Regions from separate parts of the Homo sapiens genome. Here region 1 is linked to region 2. Evidence: chromatin loops called from intact Hi-C (ENCODE). Cell type or tissue: K562. All regions are shown on one strand.

Region 1 (2,500 bases), 440 kb after region 2:
AAATGAAGACGTATAATTGTGGTTCATGATGATGGAAGCTGATTGGAGGTGATGAGTCAGCTCTGATTTAGAAGCTGTCTTTCCTGAGAATTACACTTGAGGTACCTTCAATTTTTAGTATTTTTTTTTTTCAGAAATCCTATAGCTTCTTGGATTAGAATGATTTAGAGGAAAAAATTCCCAAGTATCAATGGGATAGATTCATTTTAATAATGTGTCAAAGGTAAGCCAAGGTGTTGGTCATACCTTGCTCCTATAGGGATAATTTTGTCCCTTCCTGAGAGATGGAACTTTCACTGAATTAGCAAGGATGCTCCTGTTCATTCTATCAGTCTTTCTCCCCAAAAAGAATAACTTGTCACAAGTATACCCTATGAGGACCCATTCTTACATTAACCAAGAAAGTACTAAAAGCTGAAAGCAGTACCTGTATTACTATCTGGGGATATTTTCTTTAATATAAAATAGGGTTGCTTACATTTTAAATACTGTTTTTTTGTCTATATATAATTCAATGATCCCAGCCAAGAGCCATTTTGCCCCCTACAGAACAACTGGCAATGTCTGGAGACATGTTTAGTTATTTCTGGACATTACGGGCATCTAGTGGGTAGAGACCAGGGTTGCTGTTAAACATGTCACAATGCAGAGGACAGCCCCCACAACAAAGAATTATCTGGCTCAAAATGTCAACAGAGCCAAGGTTTAGAAACCCTGGTATAATTAAATTTTGGATCTTTTGAAAATTTGTTCCTGACACTATCTGTAATACTCTTCACAGGCATTTTCTTTAAAACAAACCAATAATTCACAAACATACCTATGAATCAGTGCAGGCTAACTCTCTTCCCTTCCCTGGATCTTCACAGTTAAGGAGACTTCAAATTCTTCCTTAGCTAATAACTAAGTAGTGTTTGGTCCAATATAGTCACCTAGTGGCCAATGCAGGCCACTACTCCATGTTTTCTTGATGCTATTAATTCAATTTAATTCTACCTCAAGCAATATCATTCTTTTTTATACACAGAGAAGTAAAAATGCAGTGTAACATTACTATCTAAGGTCAAGGACCTAACAAACAGGAATATATTTTAGGTATTTTAATAAAGTGTCAAATATCCCTGGCATTGAGATTTTCAGAAATTTAAATCAGAATAAATTATATTGGTTCTTTCTAATTCTTTCTAATTCTTCTCCACTTTATATAACTACACTATTCCTTCCTGATTCAAAGTTTGATAATAATGGGTATTATTCTAGTAATAATCCATATCTGGGTAAATACACCATTTAGGGTTAACTGAGGTAACGGTGTGTTACCTCAATTAAGGGAGACTCAGTCACCCACAGTAAAAATAACCATTCTATTTCCAGTCTGGGCTAACTTTGAAAACCTTTAGGACTAATTATTAGGTCCTTCCAGGGACTCACAACCTCACCTCGGGGGAAGTACCAAATAGTATACATGAGTACACAAGACTGAGCCAACCCTCTTGAGAACTAGCTGGAGAAATTAAAAGTCATCTGAAGATTCAGATTTACCCAACATCTTCAGCAGATGGCTGATTCTGAGGTTACAGAAATACCATGGTTGATGCAAATTTCATATAGCTGCTTGTACATTGATCCAGAGATGTACAGTCTCCTCATAGTATGCTGAATTTTTGGAGTTAAGTATCTACCTGTACTGTATCAGCTGCAGGGAAACACAGTTACTGTGCCAGAAAGTTGATTACAGTTAATCTTACAATAAAGAGGTCTTCTGAATTTCAAGAGATATTGTAATAAGACTAACAACATATTAAAGATGTTTTTTTTTTCCTCTGGAGGAGTGTTTAAATTTAGTAGAGGTGGAAGCATAGCTTCTCTCTTTCCTTCCAAATTAATATTTTAAAAGAACATGGCTTTTGAGTAGCTGGGGGATTACCTTGTGACAAGCTTAGCAGAATCAATCTAAAAATAACTTTTCACTAATAATTTTCCAGCTATTCAGCTCCAGACCTGAGTTACCCAATGTAGTCATGGCACAGTGGTTGCTACCAGCTATTAACAAAGCTTTCCAGACATTTACTTATACTTATTTTATTTTCTTTTTCTCTTATTTTCACTTTCTCTTATTTTATCTTTCTTCCTGGCTTATTTCTCCTTTTCATCTCTTCTTTTTGTAAGTCATCTTCTTCCTCCCCTTTTTTTTCCATTTTATTCTTCCCTTTCTCTACCACAATACCCTTATTAGTTGACATTTAGGTTTTACTTCCTTATCCCCTCTTGCATAGCAGGCAGTCTGCAAAGTACTTTGAGAAATACAAAGATCACATTACTTATAAAAGAGTTATTTTTTATTTTTATTTTTAACTGTCACCCCACCATTTTATTTCACTGAATGCTTACAAACAACAGTATAAGTATTTGCCATTTACTATAACCTGGTTACTATTTTATTTTTACAATTTATTTAGTTCTTTGGAAGTTTTAAAATAGATTCTTAGCCTTTTGACAT
Region 2 (2,500 bases):
TTTATATATTTGTCCCACACAATCCCTCCTTCCCTTGTTCCTTCGTTTGCACATCACAACTCCTATGGCCATCCGTGTCCACCCTGGACAGCTGCCCTAGGCCAGAGTCCCAATCCACCTCTTTGCATTGTCATAGGACCTTAATATGGGAAGTAGTTTCTTTTCCTACTTTTAATCCTAAGTAGTTTTTTGTTCCTGTCTACAAATTCTATCATGAATTTGTGGTAAAAGCTACCCAAGGAACTAGGTGGATAACAATTGGTATTAAGATGACTGCTTTTCATTTTCTAGTAGTTGGGCCTGCATATTGGGTATAAATCAATTTTCTCCCAATTAAATCTACTTACTTCTCAAACGCTATTTTCACTTGAACTGTTAAATTTTACTTCTCATTTTGCTCCCAACACTTTACAACCCAGGCTAAAGTGACTATAAAATGTCTACACAGGATGGGGACAACCGATTATCATCATTGTCCTGTGTGACTTTCATGTCTTTAGATTACATGGTAATAAAAATAACAGCTGATTGTATTTTTAGTACTTACAGAGTAGCAGGCACTGTAAGTACTACACAGAATTATCTCCATCTTCACAATGACTCTGTGAAGTAGGTTTTATTATCACCTCCATATTTTCTGAGGCGCAGAGAGGTTAATTAACCTGCCCAAGACCACACAATAGTTAGTAGGTGATGGAACCCAGACAGCAACCCAAGTCTGACTCCAAAGCTCATGTTCTTCACCAGTGTCTGAAATGCCACATAGAAACAGTATCAATGTACCCCCAAATAATGTGTTCAGTGGAACAAGAGTTTTAAACCAGAAGTACTGAATAATAGTGTATGTGTTTATGTCGACAAGAGCAGTTTAAAAGCCCTAATTACTAACTCAAATCAACATATAAGCCTTTTCCATCTGAATATCAAAGTCCTGATGTGGCAACTGAGTGTCCTCTGTGATCACCATCTCAAGGAATGTGGCCAAGGAGAATAGGTTTCCCTTGACCCTCTGGGGCAGTGACCAGGTCGCCCGCTGGTCAGACAGGCACACTGGTAAGGCTGGCCAGTCCATTTTCTGGTTTGCCCACTTTGGCTGCTGTGAGGGAGAATGAACAGAAGGCAAGGGGGTTTGTATGTACTCATGAAATGTGTTTACAGCCAGTCCCCAGTTTTCACCACTTCTCCTTTGACCAATCTATTCACCCAGCCATGCCTGGGAGCCACCTATATTTAACTTTTCACCACCCTGACTGAAGAATTTGTCAGTTTCTACCAGGCAGTTAATATTATCAGTGACTGGTTTCCCAATCAATGCATGAGTGCCATCTAGAGTTAATGGAGGTAACTGCAGCCACAGTGGACAAATCATTCCTTCCTACATCTTCCTAAAAGTCCCTGCAGAGAAAGCAGGAAGGACTGCATTAAGATCATTACAGGACTCAGGGATGGATACCCCATTCTCCATGATGTGCTTGCTTCACGTTGCATGTCTGTATCAAAACATCTCATGTACCCCATAATATACCTACTATGTATCCACAAAAATCAATAATTTAAATTTAAATTTAAAAGAATCATTACATGACTCCATACTAGGCATTACTTACAGCAAACCACGCAAATACGGTTTCTGTTTCTGAAGACTTTGTTATGTAAGGCTGGAAAAAGAAGTTAATACATCTAATATCTATTACCTCAAGATCAAATTATGAAATGCCCCCAAATGTTAAGGGAGTTAGACTTGAGATAAGGACCGGTTGTTTCCTAAGCAGTCTCTGCCACCAAAATATTTGATTTTGCCTTGGGCAAATGACATTTCTCTGGGCGTCAGTCTTCTCAACATTGTCTTCTTAATATTCTCAATGAGGATGTGGACAATATGATACAAGTCATTCTTACAAGGCCCATTTCTAGTATATAATACAAGACTTCCACATAACAACTTTTAATGGCTGCTATTGTTTCAAGCAGGCAGACAGAACAAGAAATAGAGTAAATCTTCTTGTGACCCTAACAGAACCCTGACAATGTTTGTTTTGGCATTGTCCCGTAAAACCAGATCTGTGCCTGGCTCATGGGATATAACCAGAAGTCAAGTAAGCAGAGCTGCCGAGAAAGCTACTGTTTACCAGAGGAAAAGCCACAGATTCAATTGACAAGTAACCTGTACCTTTAGTCCTTCTTTTTGCCTGGAACATGGACTCAGGAGGTGGAAGAGCCAGGATGTGTTCATGAGAACATGCAGTGACATGCCAAGGAGAGCAGAACAAGACTCTAGAAGGCTCCCAAGCCTGTGATGAATTGTAAGTGCATGTTTATTAGCCCAGGACCTCTTCCTCTGGAGTTGTTCCATGAGAAAAACAGTATCTCTTTTGGTTAAACCACTCTAGGGTTTCTGTGGCAAGGAGAATGTCATCGCTAATTGACACAACTCAGGTTTTGTCTTTTATTTTTATATTCAACAAATATTAGCACATATGCCTGTAGCTATGTGCCAGTA

The links. Hi-C counts contacts between places; a loop is a spot of excess contacts. Peaks named below come from ENCODE experiments on the same cell type or tissue, not always from the same donor. Only the 100,000 strongest peaks of a DNase experiment are listed, where the experiment ranks them.
Region 1: a loop joins it to region 2, with 3 times the contacts of the local background. A loop is called at or near these places in 51 of 110 quality-filtered maps.

Annotation. Positions count from the first base shown.
Region 1 is chr15:71,010,130-71,012,629 of GRCh38, reverse strand. The region is part of intron 13 of LRRC49 (leucine rich repeat containing 49); the gene reads right to left. Among named protein-coding and RNA genes, the nearest start is that of THSD4, 100 kb to the left of the region's middle. In K562, a CTCF peak has its summit at 939 (motif pointing left); no DNase peak of the experiment used is centred here.
Region 2 is chr15:71,447,612-71,450,111 of GRCh38, reverse strand. The region is part of intron 7 of THSD4 (thrombospondin type 1 domain containing 4); the gene reads right to left. Among named protein-coding and RNA genes, the nearest start is that of THSD4-AS2, 240 kb to the left of the region's middle. In K562, a CTCF peak has its summit at 1,328 (motif pointing left); no DNase peak of the experiment used is centred here.